Linked DNA regions of Homo sapiens: region 2 is linked to region 1. Evidence: chromatin contacts called from ENCODE Hi-C data. All regions are on one chromosome and are shown on one strand. Each heading gives the region's core, a stretch centred on a gene start or an enhancer-like site at or near the end of the contact. The rest is flanking DNA. Distances are from core to core; before and after follow the strand shown.

Evidence for each region. A loop is a pair of places that touch in the nucleus more often than their neighbours do. Pooled maps may share reads with other maps.
Region 2: a pooled map shows a loop between it and region 1 (5-fold over the local background). The contact joins the enhancer-like site here to the promoter of RBM11 in region 1. A Hi-C loop is called at or near these places in 5 of 50 pooled maps.

The regions. Positions count from the first base shown.
Region 1 is chr21:14,214,228-14,220,157 of GRCh38, reverse strand. It overlaps RBM11 (RNA binding motif protein 11), which reads right to left and starts at 4,001. Exons shown (of 5, transcript NM_144770.5): 1 at 3,876-4,001; 2 at 433-595. The coding sequence starts at 3,971. RefSeq lists a silencer at 3,955-4,184.
Region 2 is chr21:15,512,003-15,517,915 of GRCh38, reverse strand. No RefSeq gene overlaps it. Among named protein-coding and RNA genes, the nearest start is that of USP25, 220 kb to the left of the region's middle. Within about 2 kb of position 3,600, at least 6 of the 41 ENCODE cell types and tissues checked have a DNase peak (open chromatin) inside an H3K27ac peak, as active enhancers do.

The sequences.
Region 1 (5,930 bases), core at 2,752-5,251:
AGATTTCCCCAGAAGGACTAAATGCCCTCTCTCTATCTTCCAAATAGTACAGATTCAGTACCATACATCAGCAGTAACAAGATTAGTAAATACCCTTGCTATATAAATGTTACAGTTGTGTGACCCCAGTTCATTTAGATTTGCTCAATTTATAAGGGCCAATAGCAACCATCATAGCTACTTGCTGGCTGATACTAAAACGATTATCTTACATTTTATTTTTAGAAAAGATGCTATAGGTTTGTCAAGACTAATTAACTATATAACATTATGAATTAGACACGTGTTCTGAGAAAATTTAACAATGACCAGAAGGTAGAAGGTACTTTTTTTTGTTTTGGTCTTATACTACATAGGAAACAAATTGCTTACAACTCTGAGAATAGTACCAACCACAAAACACTTTGAAGATTAATCAGTGACAGGACCTACCAAATCGATACTGCACGTTAATTGGTCTTCCATATAAACGAATTCCATTCAGCAAAGCTATGGCATAAGACACCGATTCTGGGTGTTTAAAGCAGACAAATCCAAAAGACTTTGGCTTTCCTTCTCTGTCTTTGCATATAGTCACTTTGGTTAGTGGCCCCGCCTATAAGAAACTTAAAAATTATTTTCTCATAAATCCAAAGATTTTTTTTATACTCAAATAAGTAAATTCAACTTTAGACTAAAGAAATGTGTTAGCAATATCTTTATGTAGCTCTGCTAATAATGTATCTTTCTAATAATAAATATTACACTTCCTCACACTTTCTTTGTATTTTCTGGCTCATTGGGGAAACATACATGGTGTTAAGAACAGGAAATTCTAGGTATTAGTTTCAAACTGTAAAAGAAATGGTAGACTATCCTTCTGTTAGGCTTAACAAACCAATTTAGAAAACATATAAATCTAAGATTAAAATACTACTTTGTCTCCATACACATTCACAGTGTTGAATTCAAAAAATAACTGAAATGAGAAATTCAATGCTGGTTGAGTTATCCTCAAAAAAGCTGGCGATGTTATATCATAGTTTAAATTTTCTGTCATGAAGATTAAATATCTTTTCAAGAATAAATAAATTTATCATGCATTTTGATTTGGAAACTCCATCTGGTAAATTTCCAAAGGAAAAATGTTTAAATATGTTCAAGACTTTTAAGTATATTGCATTGTTTATAAGTGTGAGAAATTAGAGAGGCTCTAAATCTAACAACTGGAGATATTATTCCATGGTGTGTTACTAAAACGGAATAAAATATAAATTATAAATATTCAGATTATATTGATAGAAAAACCTATAATATGCAATGAAGATTTAAAAACACAGAGCCAAATATCATAGAAGATTGTTAATTACAACTAACGAAAAATTACATCACAGCCATGATAATGATTGGAGGAGGCACTTACAAACACAAACAACTGATTTAATGCTGAATGGTTCAGACTTTAATAACTGATTATTTTTCCCTGTAGAGTTGCATAAATAAAAAAATTGCTTTTACTCTAAAGAAAAATATTAATGATCATCTTTAAAATAATTCTGTGTGTTAAGATTTAGTCTTTTCCTTTCATTCTCTGTGCTCTCCCAGGGACTAGCTTCCCTTCCCTTCTGGCTTCAAGGACCACCTCATCAACAAATTTACTTTTCCCACCATGTCTCTTTCATGGAGACACCTCCTGGAGATGTCTATGTTTTTGTACTTCAATCTCAACATATTTGAAACTGAATTCACCATATTTTCTCTAAATCTCAACTCTAGTATTAAAAGTGTAATGATAATAAATCTGATTTTCTCATTTCCAAGTATAATCAGAAATTTGAAAGAAAATAGTAAAAGGATAAATATACTGTAATATAAAAACCAATAAAATTGGTGATTTTTATACAGATATTAAATAGATGTAATCACTATGGGACAGAACATGCTTACGTGATTTGAATTTTGACATAAATTTAGATATTCAAAGCATTTGTAAAGATAAAAGTCAACATGAAGACTTACTTTTAGCAACAATCACACTATCTTACAGTATTTTTTAAATCACAATGAAATACATAGTGTGATAGTTGTCAAGTTTTGCTGGGTGTTGAAGTCTAAAGTGGAAGAGAAACTCCACTTTGGCAATTCCTTTCAATACCTAGACAAAAATAAGAACTTATGCTTCTTACCTGATCTATTAAATAAAATTTATATTTTGCTTAGGTGGAAGAAGGAACTGATAAAGAATGAGAAGATAATATATAGTCTTGTGGATCCACACAACTGATATTGATCGAGTCCTGATTGACTAAAAATAATGGTTATTGGATAATGCAATCCCACCCCAGTCTTCCACTCTCCTTTTTTTGGAGGCTCAAAGTGAAAGAAGTCTTCTGGAGAAAAATAACTCTAAGTTTACTTTATATTTCTTTCGGTTTTTGTTGTTGTTTTTTTTAACTTAATATAGTAAGTTTTAAATGATACTGAATGAAAAAACAGATATGGATTAGAGTTCATAAAAAAGGAGGCAAGTTTAAAAAGATGAATTAAAAGGATGAACCTAAAAGTCTTAAAATCAATAATATTTTTCAAATAATAAAAAAGTTTTACGTCCAGGAAAGGAAACTGTATTCCTGGAAAGAACCCTCTCTACCAAATTGTATCTACAATTAAAAGAGGGTTGCTTTAGTTAAGTTTCGAGACAAAAGTAAGTCCTTTCACAACCAAATAAAGGACCCCTTTGACCCATTCAATCCTGAAAATTTAGTTCTGTAATTGCCTCCCTCGGAACTTTCCCTTATTCTGATAGGAGAAAGTAACTATTGATTTCTCTTGATGTTAGTATTATTACTAATAATAACAGCAGTACCATTAGCAGTAGTAGCGGTAGCAAACAGCGAGTGCTAGACTCAGCTGTAGCCATTTTACCATTAGGCCACATATTCCGATAGCCACATTATACTGCAGATACTACTACTCTCTTTTGACATATAAGGAAACTGAAGCACTGAGGAATTCATTGACAGGCTCAGAGTCACACTGCTGACCTCAGAGTTCGCACGCGGAACCACTTTTCTATCTATGTCCCTTCTCTTTTTATAGATTATCGTAAACATTGTAATTTTAAGTTCTCCCTGTTAGGAAGATAAAAGGATGTCTCGTCAATTTGTTTTCCCAGCACCCTCAGTATTTGCCCCGTAATTCCGGATCATTACACGGTTAGGGGAATGGCTGAATGAGTGTATCTTTTTGGCAAGTGATACCTAGCTGTATAGGACAATACGATAAGTGAGCGTGTATACAGGACACAGCAGGCTTAATCCTAGAGGTACCAGATCTCAAAGTTTCCGAAGGTCCTCTTGGTATGAATTAAAGGGCCTTGTCCAGGGAATCACCTGGTCACAGTCACGGTAAGTTGGCTGCCAAATCATCTCAAATCTCACTTTTCATGCTGGAATAAAAATACTGTCCGCATAAAAGGGCTTGAAGGAAGGAGCAAGGTGTAAAAGGAAACATTATAAAAGCGACCCCTCTCCTTTTGGGGGATGTCAGGCGTGCTTACTACTTGACGGAGAACAGTGACCAGGCTGTTTTCGGTTCTGCCCGCGCACACCCGAGGCCCAGGCAGCCTCTGGGAAGCCCTTAATCAGAAACGGGGGTTGAAGGAACCACGTCCCTGCCCAACCCCAGGACTCTGCAGCGCGGATGGGGATGGGGAACGCGCCCTCATTTCACTCCCCAGCCGCTCACCTGGAGACAGGTGCGCCAAGAGGAAACGAAATTAAAACCCCTGCTCAGGATGGGACGGAAGGGGGCCGGGCTCCGGGTGGTCCAGGTGCGCGCTATGTTTCCGGCCCGACGTGCTCCGCCCCTCCGCCGCCCCTTCCCAGAGACGGTACCTGAAGGAACAGCTCGTACAGAATCTCTTCCCGAACTCGGGCCTCTAAATTCCCAACAAACACGGTCCTGTCGGCCTCCTCCTGAGCAGGGAACATCCTCCGGTCTCGGCCGTAGAATGAAGTAGGAGCTGAGACCCCGCCCCTTCTCCGGCTTTACGGCGCCGCCTGGGTGAGGGGGCGGGGCCGGCGCCGGGAGCGCGCGCTGGGGGCGAGGCATGGCTCCAGGGCCACGCCCCCAGCGGACTTGGGGTACCGCCCACCGCACTGCTCCCTCGCCTGGCGTAGGGCTGGGCGGTGGGAGAGTGGGTGAGAGTAAGAAAGATGAATGCAGAAAGGGCTTTACTCTTTAGCTAGTGGGGTGGCTTCCTTTTTTTCTGGCACATTAATTGATTTTGGATTTATTCAATCAACATTTTAAATAAAGTCACTGTAGAGATGATTTAAATTGTGGTAACTTCATTGCAGAAGCTCCCAGGCAAATGCGGGGAGATACATTTCTTTGGGTCCAAAGAATAAATGAACAAATCATGAAGATATTAAACTATAAATAATTTTTGAAAGAATCGATGTTTGCATGGATGTGGATACAACAGAAAACTAGAATTAAAGTTTATTTTCCTAGAAAGTGCTCCCTAGATGAGTTTTTGAAACTGGTCGCAGAGGTTTTAAGTGGACTCCAAAAGGAACTTGAGAAAGCAAATACCAAGGGATATACTGGTGAGAGTGAGCCAGTTTTGTGTCTAAGCCAGAATTTTTGAGGATGGCAGCTAGGGTTTGTGTCAGGATCCAACGGCTGTACTTTGTTTCAGGGCTATACTTTGTATATGGTGTACCAGGCTAAAGGCTTAGTTCTTTCTTGGGGATAATTTTTGTTTTTAATAAAAGTCTTATGAACAATAAAATTACAAGAAAGGAGAAAGAAAACTTAGAATCTCAATACTTTGATAAATCAGCTGTCAACTGTTAACTTGGCTTCCTTTCTGAAGCTACCATACGTCTACATAGGACCTTGAGATCATCTCATGAATATCATATAGGTGATCAGAACATTATTTGACCTTTAGTTTGGCATCGTGATAAAATTTCATTTTGAATTGAGGAAGCATGCTTTTATCTGGTTGATGGACCAAAAAAAGTCATCTTTTCTAATGAAAAGGTACACATTTTAGGAAATCCTAATTTCTAATTGATCTCTGACATTACATAGTTTTATTACTTTGAACAAGTAATTTCTCTTTGGAATTCGGATTCTGTTTCTTAAGGAATGGATTGGACTAAATATAGTTACTTCATTTAATAGGTATTTTCTGAATGCTTAATTCTTGGAAAACAAAGGGAAATATAAAAGTCTGACCTCCTAAAGCTTATACTTTGGGAGAGACAGCCTTTCTACCCTCACAAATATAATATAAATGCTAGTAACTTCAGTAGTTACCTTCAACTGATATAAGTCCTGTCTCCATTTTTTTTTTTCCTTTTTCTTTCCTCTATCATCAGTAGAGTTGCGGTACAGTAAGAAGGAGTTAAGGAAACACTCATATTGTAGGCAAATAAATATATGTTGATCAAATGAATGGATACTTGCAAGTCTCTGTTATGTGTAGACCTCTTGATTTATTTGTATTCATTTACTTCATAAATCTCATCAAAGCAACATATTTCCTCCTTGAATTCCCCTCAGACACTTCTTATATGCAAGCTGTATCTTCAGGTTTCAGTTTAAACCATTGCATGTATATGAGTGCGTATGCTACAAACCTTTAACTACACTTGTAATTAATGTTCATATTATATTGTTCTATTGAAATTTGCATCCTTCTTTGTCTACAAATGTGCATAATTTTGGTGTTATAATATCCTCTTCTGGCCGTACATAAGTTTATAGTGCTTATAATTCTAGAATACTTAGTTAATATTATAAACTCTGAAAGTCAGCTTCTGTAGTTAGCAATTTTTTCAGAATATGATCTCAATATATCATTTTTCTAATGTAAGCATGTTCTGTTTCTTAACTCATATTGAATGCATGCATGGTAATAAATCTAGTAGTAGGTT
Region 2 (5,913 bases), core at 2,351-4,850, 1.3 Mb before region 1:
ATTCTTAAATTTCCAAGATAGCTCCTTCTCAATTCATTCTCTTGGAACATCCTGAGTATATAACTAATATTCTTTAAGTGAAGCTATACAAAAAGATACACAATTTGATAAAGGTTTGTACTTTTTTCATCTTACTGTTAGAGTATTGCTATCCCAGTTTAGAATATGTTAGTTCCAGTGCCCAAGCCCTACCAGATCTGCAAATATTCATTTATAGAGGCATGTTTTTGTGTGACTCTTCTATATGTTAGCTGTGGCTGAAATATCCTTTGACATGATAACCTATGTCAGCTATAGCCACTACCCATGTAACCTCTCTGAAATCTTTCTCTATGGTTTAGTGACTCATGCAGTGTTTACCAAAATAGAGCAGTAGGACATATTAAACTTGGGCACCATACATTTTCACTAGAGAAAGTATTTGAATGCTCTGTAACTTCTGCCTCATAAGGCTACAGAAAGGCCCATCAGCCCACTCCACTCTGCCCCCACTACCATAAAGCTACAGATGTCTCATTATACACTGACCCAACACACTCTCCAAATTTTTTCACATTAATTCTGAATAACCAATTTGTAAATTCATGCAATTTAAGCAGGCAAAATAATTTGTTGATTCATGACCACCTTCTTGGTCCATTGGGCCAAGAATTAGAACAGCCGAATCCCACAGAAAAAAAGGGAATGACTAGTTGGATTATTTTTCTAAATGAGCAGCTACTTATGTAATTAGGTATTGCAGTGAATAGTCAATAAAATCATCTTTTGCATTATCTTATTCTATGAGGGCTGTGGACATTGACTACTAGAAAAGAAAATTATCTTGCATTTTGTTTAGCAAGGTGCGGTCAGTAAAATTTCCTACCACTTTAGTGGAAGTTCATTTGTTTTTCTGTCTAACTAAATAGTCATATTATTTCAGGAAGAAGCTTCTAGAGGCTATCTCCTTAATAGGATTTAAATATTGTTACACAGTATATGAAAGCCTCTCTAGTTTACTCAGTTTGTCACTGAGTGTATTTCTTTTTAATATTTTTATTAAAGTATAGCTTACATTAATTGTAATTGTATAGCTTGATGGAAATTTACGTAGTTTACACTAATGTAACCAACACCTTGATGAAGGTGTATAAATTTCCAGCATACCAGAAGTTATGCATTTTGCAATTTTTCTGAACTTCAGAGAATAATGGGTAATAATGGACTTTGCCCAACTCCTAAGCATTGTGAAGTCAAATAAAGTAAATTAAAATGCCATTGGGAAACTACCCAAAGAGAAAGCTTAGCATCAGTAGTAGTAAAAATTATGTAAGATTTCCCTTAACCTGGAGATCATTCTGTCATACTTTGTCCTTCCTATTGTATATAAACTCACAAAAACTGATGGCTTAGCTCTCAGCAGATTAAATATTTCAAAGTTAGTTTTTCAAAAGCAAATTTGAAAATAATGTTTAAGCAGTCAAAAGTATTTCCATGGCATGGTTCATTAATGTTTCATCTATACTTACTTAAGTGTAAGCAGTTTAAATTATGTAATTACTGCTTCTCCTTTACTCATGCCAAATTATATGTATGTTTGTATCTGTATTAAAAACCATTGCCAAACTATGTAATATGATCAGCATCTACTGGTGACAAACCAAGCAATAGGCTCGTATGGTTTATTCAGCTTAAAAGAAAAATAAAACAAAACAAAGCAAAACAAAGTAATTGTTGATATTTTCTTTAGGCGTTACTAGGATATTACAACAGGATTTTTTGTTTCTGGTTTTATTTTTCCTAAAAGTTAATTGTCAGCATTAACACATTTTTTTAACATTCTCTAAAGAGTACATACATAACCAGAAAAATCAGCAGATTTGAAACAATAGAAAAATGTACAATTTTTTCAATGATTGATGGATTTAGTTGGATTATTGGCATTAATTTTCTTTTTCTTTTTTTATGTCATATGAAGTATTTATTAGGCAGTTATACATATTGTTATGATAGGAGGAGTAATGTACATTGAGTATTATTGGCATTAATTTTCTACTCATATGTATTCAGTCTTTCACATATATAAATATACATGCCTACTATATTTTTTATATTTCTATTATTATGATATATTATTTTAACTCTCTGTAAGGACAAGTATCACTTTGACTGCAACAGAACTTTCACCTCTTTGTTGGGCTTTAGCTAATATTCCTAGGACAGTCACAAATATAGCTCCAGAGAGTTACGGGTAACTCCAAGAGATAAATTGTTGTGTCTGCAGCCCAAGCTAGGAAACAGGTTGCCCATGGTGAGATTTATTGACTTCAACTTTCGTTTTTTAAAGTAACTAAATTAAACTAACATTGACTCTGAGTGTCCTGAGACATTTAAAACAATGTATACGTTTAGGAAAGGATTATTGTTGTGACAATCGTAGTAAATGTGATGGTTTTGGAACTGAATAGTTTCATTGCTCTGGGGCTATCTTTGATAACTCAAGTAAAGAGAATAATATTTGCTGAAAAGTTATAGATAGGAATTTAGTGTCTATGAGAGTTGAGGGAGAGGTAGGAGCCGATTAATAGCATTAGTTTGAGTGGCATAGCCAGGATATTTGAAACATCCTCCTCAGAGTTCTTTTAATACTCTTCAGGCCTGACCTGAACACACAGTACTTGTCCATCTGCAAAAATGCAGATTGTTAATCTTTGCCGAACCCTTTCCAGTTACTGAAGAGAAACGTCCAAAAAGTATAGTGATGCCCCAATTATTTAAACAGATTGAAAATGATTTTGGAATTTAGACTTCCTAATATAATTATTTAAAATGTTAAAACAGATTATAATGTCATAGATAGACTATCAATCACTGTCACGGTCATTATGTTTAAAAAATCCTTATTGTGATAGAGAAGTATAATTAAGTGTTTACAGGTAAAACGTTCCAGTGATTGAGACTTGCTTTAAACATCGGTGTTTGGGGAATACATGAAATGAAACTGTCAAGATATTGGCACATGGGGCTCATTACTTATTGTCTCTACTTTTGAGTAGGTTGGACAAATTCCATAATAAAAATGTGAGGAAGTCAACGGTGATGATATGGATACTAGCACATTTGGGTTCTAGATAGAATGGAAACATTAACTAGTGGATAATCTCACAAGAGATGAATTATTTTGGTATATTGTGCTGTTTACATTTATGAAATAGGGAAATAGCAGCTAAAATGCCTTTCATAAGATCTCAGAGAGTTAGGTGGAGGACGCTGTCTTTCCCAGTGTTGATCAATACGTGTTGAGCAGCCTTACGTGTTGACAGAAGAGTGGACCCTGATCCTGCTAATGTAAATAAAGTCCATTGCAGTCCAGGGAGGAAAATATTCACACAAACAGATAATTACAATACAATGTCATAAATGCAAAGGAAGGCCATAGCATGTTTGAAGTGGTGATAACCACAGGAGCAATAGCATGAAGAACAGGAAATACATGCACTGCTGAAAAAGAAACAAGCAGTTGAGTGTTGCTAGAGTTTCAAGCGTAAGGTAGGAGGAAATGAGAATGATGGAGGCGGGGCAGGCAGAGATCTTTATTCTGCAGATGGTTCAGATAACATCAGAGTCAGGGAAGACAGAAGTCTGTGGCAGTCAACCAGGCGAGAGATGATGAGGACTTGAACTAGATTCAGATTAGTTTGAGTGGAACTTTCATGGGGAGAAGAGTAGGAAGGAAAGAGGATCTCAGATTAGGGTATTTTTGTAATAGTGGGTTACAACAGCATGTTAAGCGTTCCCTGCTTCTCTCTTCCTCCCCTCTCACATCCCCTTTTTTACCCTTTTCTTGTCCCTCTCTTACCTTTCTCTTTCTTTTGTTGCATCTTGGGCAAATATTTAATTAAAACAATTTTAAAAATAGTAATATATGCTAATGGAACAGAACTCAAAATACAAAAGACACATAATTTAAAATGTCTGTCTTCCTTTTCCCTTGCTTCTCAGCTGCCCAGTTCTCCTCCTTCAGTGGAACCAGCTATTGTTCCTTCCAAGGTTCTTGTGTATTGCTTCAAAGGTACTGCATGCACTTGCAATCACACATAACACACTTGCAAAGACTTTCAAAAATAACTTTCATGGAGACTTTGTGTACATACTTGACAAGTTAATTAGCATGCTAGCTGCACTAGATTAAAATTCTATTAATTAATTTGATGGGTCATTTGATTATATAGCTCTAAAAGGAAGCGCGGGCTTTTTCTTGAAGACAACAATGAACTCATCAAGGATATTCACATGAATAATCTTTGGAAAATGAAAAATATTAAATTAAACTATCTGAGCCCATCTTTTTCTAATGGATCTGAAGACTGTTAATCTAATATCTATCCAGAGTATCGATTAATCTTCATAAAACCTCAGTGAATACTCTTTTTTACTGTTAAAAAAATCTGCTCATGCAACAACATATTACCCTGCTGAAAGGTCTCTATCCTAACTGAGCAATAATTGAGACTCTAAATAAATTTGTTTTAGTTTTTTAAAAAATCAAAGAAAAATCCTTAACCTTTCTTCAGTGGTAGGTTGTGGCACATTCACATAGTGAAGCATTCCAGCTTTTATTTTCACCTTATGTACACTGCAGTGAAACTCTTACTGCAATAATTCACGGAAGAGCAGAATATATGATGCTTTCATAAATAAGTATTAGTGCATTAGTCTTGTCCCAGTCCAAGCCAGATTTTCCTGGCTGCTTATTTCCCCAGGTGGCCAGAATAATACAATCCCTGATATAAAAACTCAACGGCTTCAGATACATATCTGATCAGAAGTAACACTTTCATAATGTTTTTGCATTTCTGTTGGCGAAATATGGTGTAGTGTTTATATAACAGCCATAATAAAATAGCCACATGCATGATTAGAACAACTGTGTCTTAATATGTGGTTGTATTTTACTTTATAAAAAGGATTCCTTAGTAAGCACTTGCTCAAGGAGTAAGTCCTTCAAATACAGAAAAATTTAGACTAAAAATAATGATTATGGCATGTTTGAATGCCAGCTTTTTCCTAATATGATTTTCAGTACTTAGAAGCACGTTGACAGAATTAAAGAGAATATGAATTCCTAAAAATATTAAGAACACTATATCAAATTATACTTTTCCCCCAATAGGAAGCTAGCTAACATTCTCCAGGATGTCATAAGTCTCTTATATTTCAAGCAGATGCACTCCAATTTATTGAGTACCCAAATAATGTTTAATGTTATTTTACAAAATCAGTTTGTTTTTATATGTTGGGTCTGAAATTATGTTATTAAACATAATTTAAATGTTATTCTGAATTATTTAACAATACTCTCTGCATTAATTCTCTAGAATATGTTTATCTGTTTCATTCACTGTTGTATCCCAAAGATTTAGAACATAGTAAGTGCTAAATGATATTTTAAAAATGAACAAACACAGCATTAACTATAACCCATATTTCCATTAGAGTATCTTCTCAATCACCCATTGTACATCTTTTTACAACCTTGATTTTGCTCTTTGCTATTTCAAACTATATAGCATAGGATTAAAAAATAAAATTGAAAAAAATTTTGGCTTCATTAGCTCATTATATTCCAGCTGCAGGAAAGCTAGTATAGAAAAATATTAACATTTTAATGGTTTAATTATTTTCCATACTTCATTTTCCTAGTTCAAGGTGATGGTAAATATGGAAAAAGCTATGGATTCTAAGAAATAAATAAAATAGAAATAGAGATAGAGAGGACTAGACAGCTAGATCATGAGTCACAGGGGCCGAGACATTGGTACTGGGAGGGAGAATCTTGCTTATGTGTCATTAGTAGGCCTTTTAAAACAAGGTGCCCCACACTACTCCATGCATTTCATCATATGCTAATGAAGAGGTGCTTTAATTAGGAAG